Regions from separate parts of the Homo sapiens genome. Here regions 1 and 2 are each linked to region 3. A link is a contact called in ENCODE Hi-C or POLR2A ChIA-PET data. All regions are on one chromosome and are shown on one strand. The core of a region is the stretch at or near the end of the contact, and the rest is flanking DNA. Distances in the headings are between cores, read along the strand shown.

Region 1 (4,178 bases), core at 1,048-3,547, 1.1 Mb before region 3:
AGGCTATCTTCCAATGGAAGGAGGAATTGTCTGAGTTATTATAAATGTCTTGTTTACCAACATCTTGTCTTTACCAACAAGACCATACTAATGTCTTGTTTCCCATCAAAAGGCGGCCATCTCTGCCAGGTCACTCAGGCAGGTGGAGCAGGTCACTGGGGAATCCAGGAGGTGATATTTGGAGACCCTGGCAGGAAGGTAGATGGGTAAATAGGTTATCAGAAGTGATATGGCCCCAGGCATCCAGGCTGGGGTCCAAGGGTGAGATTCTGATCCCTGAGTTACAGAGAGGGAATATTAAACTAGGCAAGATTCTAGGTGTATGCAGGTGGTCCAGCCTGGAATTTAGGCAGAGAGAGGAGAGAAAAGTCCAACTTTAAAAGTAATGGCAAAAACTGCAACTACTTTTGCAGCAACCTATTAAATCTGAAGTCTAAGGTCAGGAGTTGACTAGAAGCCTGGATTCCTGGATGCAGAGCCTCACACTGTTGGGTTCAGAACTCTTGATCTCCACCTGTCTAAAGCTATCTAAAGTCTTTATTGGTCTCTCAAATGGAGTGGGATAATAGTGGACACTTGTTATTTTTCCTTGAGCAGCACCTGTTTTCATTTTTTTTCTGCTTTAAGAACTTTTTTTTTTTCTTTGAAGAGCTACTCCTCACTGACTCTCAGTCCATGCAGCTTTAGCGGTGCTGAGCACAGTCCCCTGGTTCCAGGGTTAGGAGTAGGACCCAATCCTGGCCAGTCAGAGTCACTGCCATGGTTCATGGATGGACCCATGACTCCGCTGGAACCCATAAGAGTCAAGCGTGTCATGAGAGAATGTGAACCAGAAGAAGAAGAGTAGTCTTCTAAAAAAATAAACAAAACATAATTTATATACAGTTGACCCTTGGACAACATGAAGGTTTGGGGCACCAACCCTCCATGCAGTTGAAAATGCAAATGTTATCTTATGACTTCCCCAAAACTTAACTATTAATACTAATAGCCCACTGTTGACTGGAAATCTTATCAATAACATAGGCAGTTGATGAATACGTATTTTGTATGGTAAATATATCATATACTATATTTTTACAATATAGTAAGCCAGAGAAAATATTAAGAAAATATTAAGAAAGACACATCTCTTGGTGGTCATAGTGGTCGACTCTCTAAAATTCATTACCCCCAGATAATTATCTTAAGTTAATCATAATAATCCATTTTCTTGGCAGTGACTAGTTCAAGGGTGGACAAGTTAAAATCAATTTGGGCCAAGAGGTGCAAGGAAAGTCTTGCTAGGAGCTTCTGAAAAGGATGCTTTAATACATTTAAGCCAGATCGAGGATGAAGCCAGTGCTGTGAATGGGCAGAGTAAAGAGACAGAATAAAGATTCATCTTGGTGCAGATGAATCAACTGAGCTGAAAGCTCAGCCCACCTCTGGACTCTGTCTCTGGGTGCTGTCTGTCTTGTTGAGTCAGCTTTTTGGTTATGAGTCTCCAAAAGGCATCTTAACTGGTAGAGGTATCCATGGGATGTAGACCTGGGGCTGCTTGGGGTCATCTGTGCCACTTCATAGCGACAGCCTGCCTTCCATAGAAGCCAGCACAGAAAAACTGAACTAAGGGGTTTAAAAGGACACATTCCCAAAGCTACTTTTTTGGACACCCAATCCAGTAGTGCCTGGCATATTCAGTAACTTGAGCCTATAAACCCACCCTCTCTATTTTTAAGCCAATTTGTACTGAGGTTCTGCAACTTGGAACCAAGGAGTCCTGATTTTCTTTTTCTTTGTCTTTTTCTCCTTCCCTTCCTTCCCTTTCTTCCCTTCCCTTTCTTCCCTTCTTTTTCTTTCCCTCTTTCTTTCTTTCTTTCTTTCTTTCTTTCTTTCTCTTTCTTTCTTTCTTTCTTTCTTTCTTTCTTTCTTTCTTTCTTTCTTTCTTTCTTTCTTTCTTTTTTTCTCTCTCTCTTTCTCTCTCTCTCTCTTTCTTTCTTTCTTCTTTTCTGAGATGGAGTTTTGCTCTGTCACCCAGGTTGGAGTGCAATGGCACAATCTCAGCTCACTTCAACCTCTGCCTCCTGGGTTCAAGCAATTCCCCTGCCTCAGCCTCCTGAATAGCTGGGACCACAGAAACATGCCACCATGCCTGGCTAATTTTTGTATTTTTAGTAGAGATGGGATTTCACCGTGTTGGCCAGGCTGTTCTCAAACTCCTGACCTCAGGTGAACTGCCTGCCTCAGCCTTCTAAAGTGCTGGGATTACAGGCGTGAGCCACTGCACTGGGCCCAAAGAGTCCTGACTCATAAGCTTGAGCTGGAATGTGAGACAGTGAAATTGCTCCCGCTCTGGGATGGAAAGAGTAGCTAAAACAGGAAACCAAGCAGGCTGTAATGGAAATGCTCTGACTTGACTTGGCAATTTGTTGGCACATACAATTGGTAGAAAAATCACTTAAAGATCTGCTGTTGAAACAAACTAGAGTTGGCTCAGAGCCAGGTACCATAACATAAGAATCAGGTAGGCTGAGCATTGTGGCATATGCCTGTAATCCCAGCACTTCGAGAGGCCAAGGCAGGAGGATCACTTGAGGCCAGGAGTTCAAGACCAGCCTGGGCAACATCGTGAGGCCCTGTCTCTACAAAAAATAATTTAAATAAGTTAGTGAGGCATGGTGGTGCACAAATGTAGTCTCAGCTACTTGGGAAGCTGAGGTGGGAGAATCACTTGAGCCCAGGAGGTCAAGGTTGCAGTGAGCTACAATTGGGCCACTGCACTCCAGCCTGGGTGATAGGGCAAGATCCTATTTCAAAAAAAAAGAATCTGATGGACTTAGGGGGTTTATGGGGTGGCATAGCAAGACAGTCAGTGCCCCACCCAAATCCTCACGCACTCACTGTCCCTTTTCATGCTGACTGCATCCTGCTGTGAGCAGCTGCATCTGTCAGCCCGAATACTTTCTCTTAGACTGTGAGTGCTGGGGAGCTAATGTCCTGGAAGCAGCCATTGACAACACAGATGGGCAATGAAAGATAAACACCCCACTCCTTGTTCCTCAGCAGGGAAGGATCACCCTGAGAGTGTTTATTTTATTTTTATTTATTTATTTTTTAGACAAGGTCTTTCTCTGTGGCCCAGGCTGGAGTACGGTGGTGCAATCACAGCTCATTGCAATCTTGACCTCCTGGGCTCAAGCGATCCTCCCACCTCAGCCTCTAGAGTAGACGGGACTACAGGTGAGTGCCACTGCACTAGCCTTATTTCTTCATTTTCTTTTGGTAGAGATGAGGGCTCTCTATGTTGCCCAAGCTAGACTTGAACTCCTGGACTCAAGGGATCCGCCCGTTTAGGCTTCCCCAAGTGCTGGGATTACAAGCGTGAGCCATCACACTTAGCTTGAGAGTGTTTTTTTTTTTTTTTCTTGAGACAGAGTCCCGCACTGTTGCCCTGGCTGGAGTGCAATGGTGCAATCTCTGCTCACTGCAACCTCTGTCTCCCAGGTTCAAGTGAGTCTCCTGCCTCAGCCTCCTGAGTAGCTGGGACTACAGGCACACGCCACCACGCCTGGCTAAATTTTCGTATTTTTAGTAGAGATGGGGTTTCACTATGTTGACCAGGCTGGTCTCAAACTCCTGACCTTGTGATCCGCCCGCCTCGGCCTCCCAAAGTCCTGGGATTACAGGCATGAGAGAGTGTCCTAAACTGTCTCAGATGTACCCAGTGGGATCAGCCCCGGTTCCCCACAGCAGTAACCTACTTAGTCAAATGCCCTTTCATTGTGTCTTTCCCTCCCGTCTTACTTCCTGTTAGGGACTGAACTGTGTGCTCCCCTCCCAATTCACATGTTGAAGTCTCAACCCCCAGTGCTTCAGAACGTGACTGCATTTGGAAATAGGGCTTTTCAAGAGGTTAATAAGCTAAAATGAGGCTGTAAGGGTGGGCCCTAATCCAATCCGACGGTTGTACTTAACAGAGGAGATTAGGACACCGAGAGACACCAGGCATCTGCTGCACAGACAGACAACCATGTGAAAAGGCAGCAGGAGGTCAGCCACCTGCAGCCAAGGAGAGAGGCCTCTGAGGAAACCAACCCTGCCAGCACTTTGATCTTGAACTTCCAGCCTCCAGAACTGTGAGAAAGTATATTCCTGTTGTTTAAGCCACCCAGTCTATGGCATTTTGTTTTGGCAGC
Region 2 (4,229 bases), core at 499-2,998, 1.9 Mb after region 3:
TCTCAAAAAAAAAAAAAAAAAAAAAAAACCCTGTTGGGGTTTGTTGGCGAAGGCCCCCCTTCCTTTTGCCACCACGGGCGCCAACCCTGTTGCCCTTCCAATCCCATCTCCCGCTGCCCCTGACAGTGCCTTTGCCAGCTGGTGCTTCTGCCTGTTCCGTCGTGGTGGCTGCTCTCACCAGGGTCCTTTCCGCTGGTCGTCCCTTTCTGCCTGGAGCTGCCATTATCTTCACCTGACAAATAGAAACCCATCTTCAGGGCTCCACTGAAACGCCGCTTCCACGGGGGCCCTCCCGGGCGTCCCAAGCAAGTTTAGGGCCCCAAAGCCCACGCCCTCACCTCTCAGACACACAGCTTTTTATCTCTACCACCGTCTGACACTCCTGGATTCCAAGCTCTGCAAGGGCAAGTCAGAGCCTAGAGCCTCCTCCCTCTGTCCCCCGTACTGAGCGTGGTGCCCGGCACGCGGGAGAAACTCAGCGGGTGTTTTTGGATGAATGAGGGACTTTTCTTCTTTTATGCTTGCATGGCTGGCAAAGCCCCTTCTCATGGACATGTTCTTAAGACATATTTATCTTTCGACATCCTTACGTGCAGGTCTTACCTTGAGACTCGTGGTATTTGTTTCGGGGAACTGCGGATCTCTGCTGTAGTGAGATGATGACGATGCCAGTGATGATAGCAATTTTATTTTATTTTATTGTTTATTTATTTATTGAGATGGAGTCTCCCTCTGTCGCCCAGGCTGGAGTGCAGTGACGCAACCTCCACACCTCCCGGCTTCAAGCGATTCTCTCACCTCCGCCTCCCAAGTAGTTGGGACTACAGTCGCGTGCCACCACCCCCGGCTAATTTTTGTATTTTTAGTAGAGACCGGGTTTCACCATGTTGCCCAGGCTGGTCTCAAACGTCTGACCTCAAGTGATCTGCCCGCCTCAGCCTCCCAAAGTGCTGGGATTACAGGTGTGAGCCACCGTGCCTGGGCGATGACAGTAATTTTAATAATAACAATAACACCAGTCATAATAATAGTAAGTGGCTACCATTATTTGAGCTCTCACTGCATGCCAGGGACTGTTAGGGAGGTACTTTGTAAGCATCACAGTACTCAATCCTTGCCATAGGCATCATTATCCTTTTACAAATGTCTAGTCTGGGCCACAGACCTATAAAACAACTTGCAAAGCCCCACCGTGTGAAGCCAGGATTGGAGCCCACATTTGCCTGGCTTTCAAACCAGTGCCAATATGTGATGGTCTCAGAGGCTAACTTCCAGGGAGCAGTCTAGGTTCCGTCATCGCCGAGTTCTGTGGGCAGGGGCTTGCAGTGGCTGCGGCCCCTGCCTGCCTGGGGAGGTGGCACACAGAAGCCCTCAGCCTTCCCCATTTACAGCTTGGGAACGTGCATTACCCCCGAGAGTGGCACCGGAAGCAGACCGGTCCCTTGCGGCATCGTGTTATTTGAAATTTCCAGTAATTAGAACATCTCAAACTTCTCTTGTACTAATTTTAAGCCTTCAAACAACCCGTGCCTGCCAAAAGCCTGCTCATCTTGGTAAAAGCCCCGAACTACAAATAGATAGCTATTAACAGCATCTGTTGTAATAGCAGAGACAATATTCTCTGGGGCCAGCACGTCACCGCCTGGAGCCGACCCCAAACGTCATCTGTTATTATGTTTGGAGAGTCTGGCACGCGCTGAGGCAATCGTTCAATTATATCTCCATGAGCCGGTTCTGACGCACCTGCTTGCACAGAACGCTGAGGCAACAGTGGCCAGTGCTGCCCGGTGGACCAGCCCTGCCGATAGCAGAGTCTGGGGGATGGGGGCTGGCAGCTTAAAGACCCCTTTTCGTGAATTGGGCTTGCCTTTTTTTTTTTTTTTTTGATTAAGGAGAATATCCTGACATTGTATTGTCATTACGAAAAGTCACTTTAGGCTTGGCACAGTGGCTTATGCTTGTAATCCCAGCATTTTGGGAGGCTGAAGCAGCAGATCCCCTGAGGTCAAGAGTTCAAGGCCAGCCTGGCCAACATGGTGAAACCCTGCCTCTACTAAAAATACAAAAATTAGCTGGGCATGCTGGTGGGTGCTTATAATCCCAGCTACTCGGGAAGCAGAGGTGAGAGAATCGCTTGAGCTCAGGAGGTGGAGGTTGCAGTGAGCCAAGATCTGGCCATTGCACTCCAGCCCAGGTGACAGAGCAAGGCTCCATCTCAAAGAAACAAAAACAAAAACAAAATTTAGTGGGGTGTGGTAACACTTGTCTGTAGTCCCAGCAACTCAGGAGGCTGAGGCAGGAGAATCACTGGAACCTGGGAGGCAGAGGTTGCAGTGAGCCGAGAGCACCCTACCGCACTCCAGCCTGGGTGACAGAGTGAGACTCCACCTAAAAAAAAAAGAAGTCACTTTGAGATTATTTTATCCAGGTCTGCAGCCTTAAATTGGGTCCCTAACTTTACTGGCAAGGCAAGTAGCAGAGTTTGGCCTGAACCCTACTACAAAAGCTGAGGGCCTGGACCGTCAGACCTGGGTGAGGTTGCCGGCTAAAATGGGGCAGGTGACCGAACCTCTCTGCGTCTCAATTTCCTCATCTCAAAGTTGGACTCACAGGACCTGCTCTGTAGGGCCATTGTGAGGAGTTCATCCTGGGAGGAACATAAAGTTACCTCGCAATGCCCAGCAGGTAGCAGGTGCCCAGTGAAGGCCAGCTCCTCCGCCGCACTCTGGTATGCACCAAGCCTTCTCCATCACGACAACGACGTGAGCTCATGGACAGGATGCGTGGTGCCCGGGACACGCCAGAACCTGGCCAGCGAGAGCCTTTGCCCCTTAATCAGCTGTTTCACCCCATGAAGGCTTCAGTGGCTTCCAGTTCGTTGTTTTTTGTTTGTTTGTTTGTTTGTTTTAGAGTGCTTCCTTTATGTCAAGCGTTGTGCTAAGGACTTCGTATTTCCCATGTGACTTAATCGTAACAGCAGTCCTATGGTGGGGGTTCAAGGATCATCCCCACTTTACAGATGGGGAAACTGAGGCTAGGAGGGGTGCAAAAGCTGGACCTAGAGCACACAGTTTGGGAGTGGCGGCCCCAGCTTCTGAACGTGCGTCCGACTGCACACGGTTTGGGAGAAGTGACCCCAGCCTCTGAACGTGCGTCCGACTCCAGACCCCACTCCTGCCCCCATGCTGTATTGTCTACAGGAAGAGCAGCGAAACACGGCTTTCCAGTTTTTAAAGAAATACGCTTGGCATTTTGCTGGTGGGCGGTCTTCGCGGCGCAGGTCTAATTTTGGAATTTACAGTGGGATTTAAAGTTTTCAGTGAGATTCTCTGTTTCACCTTGAAAGAGGCTCAAGGTGTATGAATCCCACACTAGACTGATGCTGAAGAGGAGCCTGTGGAATCCGCACCCGCTGGCATTTTCAGTAAAAAGGCCTCTGTGTCTTCCTGATATGCGTGCGCCCCGCGCGGGCCACGTTGCCAGGTTCCGGGTGCCTCTTCACCGAACTGCCACCAGGGGCCGCTCCAGCCCAGCCCGAGTTATCCATCGGCCACCGCACCTGCTGTTCCCGAAAACGCAGCGGCCCAGACTTCCTTTGCAGTTACCCTCTTAGAAGAACGAACGTTTCGCTTCCCTCCTCATTTGCGTATCATAGAGCCAGTGAGACACAGTAGCCTTTTTGGGTTTTCCCCTGAGCGTGCTTGGTCCCCAGCCCAGGGTGGCCGCCGTTTCAAGCAAGTCCCTTGCTCAGGTACAGGGGTGCAGATGCCCCGAGCCAGCCTGAGGAGGGGCCGCATGTCCCGAGGGCCCCATGGTTCCCCTCAGGAGGCAGATTGGAAAGGGCTGACTTGTCTCTTACTCCAATGAGTAGAGAGGCGGAGGATCCAGCCCATCAGAGGCTGCCGCAGTAAAGAATTCTGTGACAGGCTGGGTACGGTGGCTCACGCCTGTAATCCCAGCACTTTGGGAAGCCAAGGGGGGCGGATCATGAGGTCAGGAGATCGAGATCATCCTGGCCAACATGGTGAAACCCCGTCTTTACTAAAAATACAAAAAAAAAAAAAAATAGCCGGGTGTGGTGGTGCCCACCTGTAGTACCAGCTACTTGGGAGGCTGAGGCAGGAGAATCTCTTGAACCCGGGAGGCGGAGGTTGCAGTGAGCTGAGATCACGCCACTGCATTCCAGCCTGGGCGACAGAGTGAAACTCCGTCTCAAAAAAAAAAAAAAA
Region 3 (3,967 bases), core at 35-2,534:
CAAGGTAAGAAGCTGTGCGCGATGACAGTTGTGCAGTTGTGGAATGCTCATAACTCTGGGTCACAGAATCGCAGGTTCATAATTCAGAAGGTAAGAACATTTGTCTCCTTGCCCTCTGGCTGTTTTTCTCTTAGTTAGCCAGTAGGGGGTGCTCTTGGTCTAGCATATGGATTTGTTTAATTGCCAGTTGGAAAAAGTTATCCGTTTTCATTCTCTTTTCTGTTTACAGCTGGATTCATTATAGACTTGAAACGTTGTTTTAATTTATTCTCATTTTTGTCTTTTAAGGGAGATTTATGTCTTAAGCTTTATTACACCCTCAGAAGGCAGTAAGAATTTCTCTTTTTTTCTTTAGAGATAGGGTTTCACTATTTTGCCCAGCCTGGAGTGCGGTGACTATTCACAGATCCGATCATGGTGCACTACAGCCTTGAACTCCTGGGCTCAAGTGATCCTCCCGTCTCAGCCTTGTGAGGAGTTGGGACTACAGGCGCGTGCCACTCCACCTGGCTTGGAATTTTATGTTTTCTAGGTTTGCTGAAGTTAGATTGCCAAAAAACTTGACAGCTTCCTGAACTGACCTTAATTCCTTCAAGTCCAGTGCTCTGTGTCTTTTAAGCAGTGATGTTAGGACATGAAGCTTAAACATACATGTCTGCCCGCTCTTGCCCCAACATCTATTCAGAAGAGTGATGGTGTGCCAAGTGGTTGCACATTACATGTTTTTAGGGCAGGATAAATGGAGAGGGGATCACATCCGCAGGGTGACAGATTAAAGCTGTGAATCAGTGCAGATAACTGCAAATGTTTTTTTTTTTTTCCTGCCTTTCTTTGAAGTGAATGGACCTCACTGGGCTGCCCAGTGAGCCCATTGAGCAATCCGTGATTACGCTGGGTAGCAGGGCAGGGCAGTGTTCACAGGCAACCTATGTTGACGTACCCAATAAGGTTCCCTTTGTTCTGTCTCTGCAGGTGCAGCTTTTAGCAGCCTGGCAAGAGCTGTGTCAAAGTGACCTATCCCTGGACCGGCAGCTTACCGGACTCTATGATGCCTTGCTTGGTGCTTGGCACACACAAATCCAGTGGGCTACACAGGTAACAGCTCATTTTTGTTCTAGGGAGAACAGAGTCTGTGGTGACAAGGGAACGGGTGACTGCCTCGGGAGTGGCCACCCTCAACTGCAGAGCACAGCTCAAAGAACTTCCCCGTTTGTTGCTGTCATTCAAGGGGTTAAAAAATAACCAGTTAGGCCGGGTGCGGTGGCTCACACTTGTAATCACCACACTTTGGAAGGTCGAAGTGGGCGGATCGTTTGAGCCTAGGAGTTCGAGACCAGCCTGGCCAACACGGTGAAACCCCAACTCTACAAAAAATGCAAAAGTTAGCCAGGTGTGGTGGCACAATTACTAAGGAGACCGAGGCAGGAAGATTGCTTACGTCCAGGAGGTTGAGGCCACAGTGACTATGGTCGCACCACTACACTTCAGCTTGGACAACAGAGCAAGCAAGACTGTCTCAAACAAACAAACAACAAAAGAAAAAACGATAACCAGTTAAATGGTTTAAGTTTAAAAGATAAGCTTAGAAATCCACGTCAGTGAAATCTTTAGGTCTCCACTGAAACTCTTCTTACCACTCTTATCTATAACTTAAATAGGACCTAATGTGACAATGCCGCCTGTTGTCCAGCAAGGGAGCCTGTGGAATTCCTGAAGGCCATTTTCTTCCCATCTAAAAGCAGGAGGCCCCTCGTCAGGTGGTGTTCGAATGAACAGGAATGTTTTTATCTTTACTTCAGGTAAAATTTACCTACCTGAAGTGAGTCTCCCTTGTTCTCATGATACACCAAGAAGTAGGGGAAGAGATAATTTTAAAGGTACCCCCTGACTAGGAGTGAGGAGAGACAGAGGAACTTTGTTTCAAGTGGCAACTATCCATCATTTACTTTCCTCAAGTCTCTAGGCATTTCCAGCCATAAAGGTTTTAAACCGTTGTTCTCTTGCCTTGAGACAGGAGGCACAGTAGAACCTCTTGTAAGCAGGGGAAGAGCCTGTCTTACTTTGCAGTAATGACTTACTGGGCCTGTTTCTAGTGTGGCTTATTTTATTTATTTTTTTCTTATTTATTTATTTTTTTTCTCCAAACCCTTGTGTTGAGGGCTGATTTTCAATAGCACTCAGATAGAGAGCTATTGAAATAGATTGCAGTGAGGGAGCTGCTCTGCTATGTACGAAACCCCAACCTAGAAGCAGGTCATCTACGAGTGGTTTAGTGTCACGTTCCCCATATTTTATTTTTTACTATAGTTGTGAATCACTCTTCAGATGTTCATCAGTCATTTGCTGGAATGAATTTGACTAAGGTTGGAGAGAATTCCTTATACCGGGTCATGTCATTCAAGTTGTTGGTTAAAGCACTTTTCTCCATCCTTGTTCTTTTTCCTTGAACTAACCTAATTCATTCTTAGGATTTTGTTTTGTTTTGTTTTGTTTGAGACAGAGTCTTGCTCTGTCATGCAGGCTAGAGTGCAGTGGCATGATCATGGCTCACTGCAGCCTCGGCCTCCTGGGTTCAAGCTGTCCTCCTGCCTGAGCCTTTCAAGTAGCTAGGAATACACGTATGTGCCACCATGCCTGGCTAATTAAAAAAAATTTTTTTTGTAGAGATAAGGATCTCACTGTGTTGCCCAGGCTGGTCTCTAACTCCTGGCCTCAAGTAATCCTCCCACTTTGGCCTCCCAAAGTGCTGGGATTACAGGCATGAGCCACCATGCCTGACTTTATTTTATTTTTCTTAAGAAGAATATTTCTTTTTTTTTTTTTTTTTTCTTCAGACAGAGTCTTGCTCTGTCACCCAGGCTGGAGTGCAGGGACACAATCTTGGCTCCCTGCAACCTCCGCCTCTCTGGTTCAAGCAATTCTCCTGCCTCAGCCTCCTGAGTAGCTGGGATTACAGGCATCCGCCACCACTCCCAGCTAATTTTTGTGTTTTTAGTACAGATGGGGTTTCACCATGTTGGCTGGGCTGGTCTCGAACTCCTGACCTCAAATGACCACCCACCTCGACCTCCCAAAGTGCTGGGATTACAGGCATGAGCCACTGTGCCCGGCCAAGAAAAAAATTATTCATGTGTTCTTGCCTCTTCTACTACTTCTTGTATCACAAGGATAAAAACAGTTCATGTCCATACATACGAATGCCTTTCGTCATCTAAGAAAAAGAACTTAGACTTCTCAGACTTCTCTTTGGGCCTCATCCTAGATTTTGGGAGACATGAGTTTCTGCTGATTTATACTGTTGGCCTGTGGCCCATTTTCTTTTCAGGATGGAAGCATAATAGTTGGGCTGTCCCCTCCTGAAGGTCGGTATAGCACACAGGAGCCAGGGCACATGTGTCTCCTTCAGATTTTTCCCCTTAGCATTTTCATATGAGAAATTTCCAATATATAAAAATGTTGAGGGAATTGTACAGTGAATACCCATGTAGCCACCTCCTACGTTGTACAGTGTGCATTTTGCTCTATTTGCTTTATTGCAGATCTGCCTGTCTATCCCTGTCTCTGTCTGTTCATTAATCCATCTTATTTTTTAAAATTATTTTTATTTGTATTCTTTTTTATATAAAAATATTAAATTAAACAGAGATGGGGTCTCACTATGTTGCCCAGGCTGGTGTCGAACTCCTGGGCTCAAGTGATCTTCCCGCCTCAGCCTCCCAAAGTGCTAGGATTACAGACATGAGCCAAAGTGCCCAGTCAATCATCTTATTTGTTTTACTCATTTCAAAATAAGTTACAAGACTGGGCGTGGTGTTTCACACCTGTAATCCCAGCACTTTGGGAGGCCGAGGCAGGAACATCACCTGAGGTCAGGAGTTCGAGACCAGCCTGGCTAACATGGTGAAACCCCATCTCTACTAAAAATACAAAATTAGCTAGCCGTGGTGGCAGGCGCCTGTAATCCCAG

Evidence for each region. A loop is a pair of places that touch in the nucleus more often than their neighbours do. ChIA-PET counts read pairs that join two places held with the same protein, here RNA polymerase II (POLR2A). Pooled maps may share reads with other maps.
Region 1: a map with no recorded cell type shows a loop between it and region 3 (3-fold over the local background). The contact joins two enhancer-like sites. A Hi-C loop is called at or near these places in 1 of 37 single-sample maps with no recorded cell type and 6 of 50 pooled maps. POLR2A ChIA-PET finds 5 or more read pairs at or near these places in 1 of 52 experiments (H1).
Region 2: a loop to region 3 is called in a map of CD4-positive, alpha-beta memory T cell, with 15 times the contacts of the local background. The contact joins two enhancer-like sites. A Hi-C loop is called at or near these places in 4 of 168 maps with a recorded cell type or tissue (B cell, CD4-positive, alpha-beta memory T cell, CD8-positive, alpha-beta T cell and 1 more), 2 of 37 single-sample maps with no recorded cell type and 9 of 50 pooled maps. POLR2A ChIA-PET finds 5 or more read pairs at or near these places in 1 of 52 experiments (BJ).

The regions. Positions count from the first base shown.
Region 1 is chr16:24,507,015-24,511,192 of GRCh38, reverse strand. No RefSeq gene overlaps it. Among named protein-coding and RNA genes, the nearest start is that of RBBP6, 30 kb to the left of the region's middle. Within about 2 kb of position 2,297, at least 2 of the 41 ENCODE cell types and tissues checked have a DNase peak (open chromatin) inside an H3K27ac peak, as active enhancers do.
Region 2 is chr16:21,554,295-21,558,523 of GRCh38, reverse strand. No RefSeq gene overlaps it. Among named protein-coding and RNA genes, the nearest start is that of METTL9, 43 kb to the left of the region's middle. RefSeq lists an enhancer at 3,431-4,229. Within about 2 kb of position 1,748, at least 8 of the 41 ENCODE cell types and tissues checked have a DNase peak (open chromatin) inside an H3K27ac peak, as active enhancers do.
Region 3 is chr16:23,430,673-23,434,639 of GRCh38, reverse strand. COG7 (component of oligomeric golgi complex 7) reads left to right here. Exons shown (of 17, transcript NM_153603.4): 5 at 1-4; 6 at 973-1,095. Among named protein-coding and RNA genes, the nearest start is that of COG7, 21 kb to the left of the region's middle. Within about 2 kb of position 1,284, at least 3 of the 41 ENCODE cell types and tissues checked have a DNase peak (open chromatin) inside an H3K27ac peak, as active enhancers do.